Linked DNA regions of Homo sapiens: region 1 is linked to region 2. Evidence: read pairs that join two places in POLR2A ChIA-PET (ENCODE). Cell type or tissue: PC-9. All regions are shown on one strand.

What was found. ChIA-PET counts read pairs that join two places held together with the same protein. Peaks named below come from ENCODE experiments on the same cell type or tissue, not always from the same donor. Only the 100,000 strongest peaks of a DNase experiment are listed, where the experiment ranks them.
Region 1: POLR2A ChIA-PET joins it to region 2 with 6 read pairs; 3 of 35 experiments call an interaction of 5 or more read pairs at or near these places.

The regions. Positions count from the first base shown.
Region 1 is chr3:9,167,671-9,171,670 of GRCh38, reverse strand. The region is part of intron 1 of SRGAP3 (SLIT-ROBO Rho GTPase activating protein 3); the gene reads left to right. Among named protein-coding and RNA genes, the nearest start is that of SRGAP3-AS2, 23 kb to the left of the region's middle. RefSeq lists an enhancer at 3,554-3,603. In PC-9, no CTCF peak of the experiment used is centred here; a DNase peak (open chromatin) is centred at 2,100.
Region 2 is chr3:9,096,885-9,100,884 of GRCh38, reverse strand. The region is part of intron 3 of SRGAP3 (SLIT-ROBO Rho GTPase activating protein 3); the gene reads left to right. Among named protein-coding and RNA genes, the nearest start is that of SRGAP3-AS2, 94 kb to the left of the region's middle. In PC-9, no CTCF peak of the experiment used is centred here; a DNase peak (open chromatin) is centred at 2,034.

The DNA of each region.
Region 1 (4,000 bases), 71 kb before region 2:
AGGGGCTATTTTGAAGCATCCAGGCAAAGATTTTAATAATAATAAAAAAACTTTTAATAAGACTTTAATAAGAATTTTAATAAGGTTCTGATGAGAAACTCTTGGATGTCCTTCCAAGTCATGTAGAACCATGCGAGGGATAATAAGACTCATAATCCCACTTATTTTTATAGGGCTTCAGTTCACAAAAAAAGTCCTTCTCATTTATTATCCCACTTGACCCTCAGGGCAATCCTGTGCTGTTAGCACTGTGGGCATTCCCATTTTGGAGAGGAGAGAACTGAGGCGCACAGATGTTCCAGAATTGTCTTAAGTGGCAGAGTGGGGATTTAAATGCAGGGCTCTGACCCAGCCTCACCCTCTTCCCATGCGCTGGAGGCTGCCTCTGAACTTGGAGCAGATTGGATGTTTCGAGGGCAGCTTGGCCTCTGCCTGGGGCCCAAGGAGTAACACGTTGTCTTAATTCTTTTCCAGTAGTGAGGGAGAGGGGACCTCAGGTTTCCAGGACTTTTTCAGGTTCTCATGGGGCTCTGTGGAGGCTGCTGGGGCCTCAGGGGTTCTTGGGTTTCTCTTCCACAATATTCTGTTGTGGGGCCCAGGCCCTGAAGGGTCAGGCCATCTATAGCAGGGCACAGCTGGCGGAAGCTGACTGCCCAAGGCCAGGATCAGCACTCCTCAGATGCGTGCGCTGTCCTGCTGCTGAGGGACAGAACAGGCCTGAATCCCATGGCCTTGCTCTGCCAGCAGGCTGGAGCGTGAGGACACTGTGTGACCCAGGCCTCTTCATGGCTCCCCCAGCGCTGAGACAGTGCTCATTACACACCAGCAAGTGAAGGGCTTGGGGGAGAGGAGCAGTGCTGAGCTGTGGCGTCCGAGGCCTGAGGGCAGGTATCTGTGGTGTGTGACCTGGGCATGTGCCCTCACCTCCTTGGGCCTCAGACCCACGCTTGTGAAGTAGCTCCATAAGAGCATCTGCCTCGCTGGGCGAAGGTGCAGAGGAAAGGGTATGCTGGGAGTATTTTGCAATGGTTGATTTCAGCATCATTCACAATCAGAACCACCGGGAATGTCCATGAGTCTTCAGGGACTGTGTGCTAAAACCTTCTCCCCATTTGGAGCCATGAAGACCATTTGAGTGCGACTTCCTAAAAAGCAGCCCACCTCTGCTCAGGTCGCCTCTCTTCTGTTGTGTGAGAGTGTGAGTCACATTCTTTTGCTGCTGGAGAGTTTCTTTCCCCTGGAACCCTCTTGCCCCCACCCCGCTGCTCCCCGCACTACTACTCCGAGGCTGTCATGTGAGTGTTTTCCACGTAAAAAAACACAGAAAGTTCATTCAAGCCAAATACTAAGACAATGTTACCAAGTCTCAAGTGTATGGAGTTCATTGCACTGACGTGATGCAGGGCTTCGGCAGGCTCAAAAACTTCCCAAGTGTCAAAGAGTTTTGGTTTGTAGATTTGAGAGGTGTGAGACTGGGGGCGGTTTCTTCTACGGACATTCACCCACACATCCCACACACCAGCACTGTCTAAACGGCAGTGATCAAATCTTCTATCATTTCATCTGTGCTTCCTGTGGGGCGGTGTCAGGTGCTTTACATAGATTAAATCTTCATTTTGTCCTCTTAACAAATGTCAACACAGGCTTGTCTGACTTTAAAGTCCAGGCTGTAAGCAGTTAGGTGTACTGTCTCCCAGTTGGAAGAAACTCCAACCCAGCCCCCTTCATTTTACAGGAGAGGAAACTGAGGCTCAGGAAAGGGGACCATGACTTGCCTAGAAAGTGGGGCAGGAACCCAGGAACCCTGACTTCCAAGGCTTTTCCCCCCTAACCCATCCTCCCCTTCAGAAAGCACTGATCCCCTTCCTTCTGTACCAGAGGGAACTCCAATTTAGTGATTCTCTAGCAAGCAATAACATTCCAGGTCCTGGAGTAACCTGAGAAATGTGGTATTGGTTAATTCAAAGCCATTGTCAACTTCACAAGGTGTTGGCCTAATTGATGCCAAGTATGGCTACTTTGAGTTTCCCAAGTGTTGAGACTCATAAGTTTGGCACTGGAGGGAATTATTTACTCACTTATTGTGCATTTCAGCTTAGCAGAAATTCATAATTAGTAGTTAATAGTGTGGGAACTTCTCACTGTTCCTGGAACATGCAATGACATGTAACTCCTCTACCTTTGTACATACTGTTCTCAAAGCCTTGAATAGTCTTCCTCCCACGCCCACCTTTTCTTTGCTGCTTGAATTCCTACTCACCCATCAAGAGCAGTTTTCTCACTCATGTCCTGCTACCCCACCTCCAACCCTGGACATAAACAGATATAATGTTTTTACAATCTGCCTCTCCCACCAGACTGTCAACTCCACAAGGGCAGGGGCTATGTCTCATATATAATGATTATAATCATACTTACAAAGTGCTTCTTTGCAGTCAGGTTCTGTGCTAAGCACTTCCTGTGCATTATTTTATTTCATGCTCCCCAATATTGTAAGATAGATACTATTACTATCCTCATTTCCTAGATGAACAGATAGATCCACAGAGAGGCTCAGAAACTTGCCCAGGGTTACACAATAGCTGAACGAGCCGGGATTGAAATCAGTGCTACCATGTACAGTTGTGCTGGCCATGCACTGCACAAGGGTCCACAAGGGTGGAAGGATCAGTTGAGTCTGAAATCTTGCTCTCACCTGGGTGCAGAGCTGTGACTGTTGGGAGGAAGGGACACCTTTCTCTAACTCCTGGAGAGGCACCACAGGGTCTGGCTCCAGGGTTCATGCTCCTAACCACTGTAACATATCAGAATATAAATATGCATATTCATGTTGCCACTCTGTGCCAGTCTGGCTGAGTAGGGGCCCAAAAAATGAATGAATGAGAGATTATGAATCAATAGGTTTTTCCTTTTTCTCCCTTCTCTCTTTCCTCATATCTGCAGGACCAGTTTGTTACTTAACAGCTTACTTGGTTTAAGAAACACATCTTTTAGTTGGCTTGCCTCCAAGCACGTACGAAAAGATGGCTGAAAACCCAGAAAGAGGTCTCCATTTGGAATGTCTTTTATTCTAAGTAATTTCATTCTGCCACCTTTGGGCTTTTGAAAGTTGTTAAGCGGATGTTAAAAAGCGCAGGTGAATGGAAACAAAGGATTCATTCTGAAACCAGCTGCAGGAACTGCACATCCTGCTCATGCGTGATGTGCTGGGCCTTGGTTTCAGTGAGGGAGGGCACACGTGCACTAGATTCTCCTGCAGGGCCTCAGCTCCAGTCCTGAGCGGGGTGGGGTTGCTTCTGACCAATCAGGTGACTTCTGAGCACACTTGGAGCAGTTGCTAACAGCAGAGACGATGGTTGGGCTCCTGCCACTGGCAAAAATGGGGCTTTAGGATGAAATGTCTGAGTTTGTCCAGATCCAAGCAAAGGACTGGAGAGGGCCTGGGGCCAGGCTGTCTTTGATGGGCTATTGGGCTAAGTCAAGACTGCATTTTAGACCTCACTTCTGACTTCGTTGCACTCCTGTTGACAAAGACATGCTGCCACTTGCTAGTTATACCCTTGGATGTGTCTCTTAACCTCTCCGGGTTTCCTTTTACTGCCCTGCAGAAGTGGGGAGAGTGTCACCTACCGCATAGACTTGTGGTGGGGAATCAAGGAGCTAATGTCTGTGAAAAAAGCACTTTGTGAATTGGAAATGGCTGTACAAATGCTATAGCTACCATTATTTGTCATTAGGTGGATTTAGTTCCCTGGAGGTATTTTCTGCTTCTGCATGCACCATGGAGTGCGCTTGGAGGCAGTCTTGAGGGAGGAGTAGGGTGGGAAGAAAACAGCGAGGCATGCTGAGGACTGAAAGATATCTAGGCTGGGCTCTTGTGTAGAAGTAGAGAAAATAGCTTTTGCTTTCAATCTGAAGTGGGATGAGTTGATGGCCTTCAGCAGATGCTGCAGAGTAGAGTTTAGGAGCTGGATTCTCCTCCTTCCTGAAGTTGCACCCT
Region 2 (4,000 bases):
CCCTGCCTGGGTCATGCTTCAGGTCTTCTCTGACCTACAGAAGTTACTATTCAGAACCAGTCGGAATACTCTAGGAAGGTCTGAGCAGCTCAGGGCAGAGCAGGGCTGTCCAGACACTTTATTTCTCATAAGACCCGTGATGGTGTTTGCCGCTTTGATGATTGTTTTACCACATGATTGACACAGTGAACTCTCAGTCAGCAAAAAGTCCCTTGTATTTTTGTACCAATTGTTTTTTAATGCAGCCTTTGACTTCTGCTTTTGTGTTTCTTCATATTTACCCTTCTAAAACTTCATTTTGTTAGATTCTGGTCAAATGGGATCGGTGTCCTTATTTGAGTGATTTTTCAAGCAGCAGGAGGGTAACTGCCAAGAGGTCCTAATTCCTCCTCTGTGGGAAAAGGCTGTTTTGTAACTTCTCCATGTCTTCCTCCTCGGTGTCACCTTCTGTGTGTCAATTCTTTGGCCTCCTGTTTGCTTCTTCTCTGTCTTCTTAGTGAGAGGTGGAAAGTGGGGCAAAGAGTTGAGAATAAATTCACAGTGGAAGTGCCCCTGGAGTTGGGTGTTGACGGATGAATAAGAGCCTGCTGAATGGGGAAAGGAGGTTGGGAGTTCAGGGTCTGGAGAAAGGTAAGAGCCAGTGGGTAGAGTTTATGGTGATGGAGGTCGAAGGAAAAAACTCAGAACAGAGGCTGAAAAATGGCAGTGCACAACTGAGTTTGGCTCTGACGTATAATCTTCTTGGCCCTTACTATGTTAAGAAAGATTAAGTTGACATTTAAACATTTAAAGATTTCTCCCAAAATCACGATTTTGTGTTTCTCTTGCAAAATCAGAAGCTTTGACTATACCAGCCCCACATGGACTCACACGTGGCATCAGCTAGCGGTAGCTGAGTGGCTGCCAGCCCCGTCAGCCTAGGCACGCTGTCTCTGCCACTCCACTGACCCTGCTGGCGTATTTTACCTTACTTGGCTCCTTGATTTTGCCTCTCTGGCCCTTTGTGCATTTGAGTATTTGGCCTTGTCTTTAAACATTACCTCACTGCGGTTCTTAAAATCTAGCATGCATCAGGATCACCTGGAGGCTTTATTAAATGCAGACTGCTGGGCCCCAGCCCCACAGTTTCCGATTCAGTAGGTTTAAGGTGGGGCCTGAGAACCTGCATTTCTAGCATATTCCCAGGTGATACTCATGCTTCTGGTCTGGGGACCATACATGGAGAATGACTCCTAGTCCAACCTCCTCATTTCACAGATGAGGAAACTGAGGCTCATGTTTGGCAAATGCAGAGTCTGGCTCCAAACTCAGGTTTTCACCTCCAGCTCCAGGACTAAAGCCACTATCCCATGTGCTGCACCAGGTGGGAGGGTCAGTCTGCATCCCACTTGCTCTCCTGCTCCCCGCTAACCGTTTCTGAAACTGGGTATTGAAGCCCATTCCATTTCCAGCCTCATTCTGTTTTCTTCAGCTTCCTTAACAATAGCCATCCATTATTCTATGCTCTGATGCCTGTGGAATTTAATTACTTGCCCCGGCCGTGATGTGAATTTGATGGTTGGAAGCTGTGGTGTTGGGAGGAAGCACTAATGAGGAAAGACTCTTTGCAGAGAAGCGAGGCCATGTGGGGGGCTTGTGTTTGAAAGCAGCCATTCACTGTGTGGCAACAAGGACTTGGTCTTGAGTGAGTTTTCTCGTTCCCGCCTCGAAGATGTCCATCGCATTTTATAAATAAATCAGGGCTTTTTGTGTTCAATAATTGCCTTGCTTTGTAACCGAGATCAAAAGCACCCACTGGCCTTGGATTCAAAGCCAAGTTTATTTTTTATTTTTTGGTTGCATGAGAGAGTGGAGTGAGTGTTTGCATGCTGGAGGGTCCAGCTATGAGGCCTGCATGGGGAAGGAGGAGGGAGAGAGCAGAGTGGGCACCCTGCCAAGGGATGAGGCGCCTTCAGCCAATCTCCACCGTCTCCCAGGGAGATGAAGTCGCGAACGGTCACTCTGCCAGTAGAGCCTGCTAAGCCGGTCATCATCAGGCACTCCCAACTCATTTAATAAACATATATTAGCACTAGCATGACAGTAGGTAAACAATAATTATAGATAACAAACAGTGAGCAAACGCCTGCAGTGTGCCAGGCTCTGGGCTAAGCATTCTATACACATTTAACTCTTCAAACCTAAGATGAAGATGCTGCCATTATCCCATTTTACAGATGAGGAAACTGATGCCAAGAAAGGTGAGGTTAGGGTTTGAATCCAGATGTGTCCAATCCCAGAGCCCATACTCAGTGGTAAAGGCAGGTGCCAAAGAAGATAGAGTCAGGTGCAGTGGCTCACACCTGTGATCCCAGCACTTTGGGAGGTTGAGGGGGAGGATCGCTTGAGCTCAGATGTTTGAGACCAGCCTGGAAAACAGGGACACCTTGTCTCTACAAAAGGTAAATTATCCAGGCGTGGTGGCATTTGCCTGTGGTCCCAGCTACTCGGGAGGTTGAGGCAGGAGGATCATTTGAGTCCAGGAAGTTGAAGCTGCTGTGAGCTGTGATCACTGCATTGCACTGGGTGACAGAGTGAGACCTTGTCTCAAAAAAATTAATTAAAACAAAGTGAAGTAGTTAGATAAACGACTCAGACACAATGTCCTCCTCTCCCTCAAGGAGCTTCCAGTGCAGTCTGAAAGCAGAGACAGGTGTGAAGCGGTAACTCATTCAGATACAGCAGAGAGGGATGGTTATCACCACAGAAGTTTGTTCAGAGGGAGAACTTCTAACCTGGGAGGGGGAGGTTTGGGTAAGGTTAGAGGTGGGGGAAGCAGCATTTGAAGCGAGCCTCAAATAATTAGGATCTATCACCAGGGTTCCCTGGGAAGCCAGCTCTGAGACTGTATTTCGGTGCAGGGGTGTATCAGGGAGGATACTTGGGATTCCCTCCTGCAGAAAAAAAGGGAGGAAAGTAGGAGTTAGCAAACCGAGAAGTCGGACTGTGGTGCAGTCTTAAGGATGCTGGGGAGCTGGGATGGCCCTTCAGAGTTGTCCTGAGCTACAGCGAGGAGGCTGAGCCTTTAAACCCTCCTGTTGGGTAGTCATTGGATGTGGGCTCCCTCTAAAAGAGGCTGTGGGCTTGAGCAGATGATGCCTGTGCAGCCAAGGCAGTTCCAAAGCAGCTGACATCTGAGGGAGTCCATTGGCAGCACTTTCCTGCAGCTGGGGGAATACGTTCCCCAGGCCCGAAGGGGATCTGAGTGGTGCGTCACAGCGTCCACAACAGATGTGCAGAGATTTGGGGAAGGTGGGAGACGGAATCCACACCAAAGCAGAGGCCAGTGGGAGGAAAGTCTGGGTCCTGGATCACGAAGAGGTGGGTAGTCTAGTGCAGTGGCCAAGGCTGGGGCCGGACTCTGATTTCATCTCTGTTTTGCCACTTTCCTGCTGTGTGAGCTCCACCTAATCCCTTAAACTCTCTCAGTTTTGTCATTTTCAAAGTGGAGCTAATAATAGCCTCCATCAAAAGGTTGTTGTAAGGACTAAAAAATGATATGAAATGTCTACCTGGTACACAATAAACAATCTATAAATAATATTATAGCGATTAGGCCAGGCATGGTGGCTCACATCTGTAACCCCAGAGCTTTGGGAGGCCAAGGTGGAAGGATTGCTTGAGGCCAGGAGCTTGAGACCAGCTTGGGCAGCATAGCAATACCGCATCTCTACAGAAAAATTAAAAATTAGCCAGGTGTGGTGGTTCATGCCTGTAGTCCAAGCTACTTGCAAGGCTGAGGCTGGAGGATTGCTTAAGCCTGGGATTTTGGGGCTGCAGTGCGCCAAGATTGTACCACTGTACTCCAGCCTGGACAATAGAGAGAGACCCTGTCTCTAATATATATATATGTGTGTGTATGTGTATATATATATATATATATATATATATATATATATATATATATACAAAATAATGTAAAAAATATATAATTAGCTATTATATATAATATATAATAATA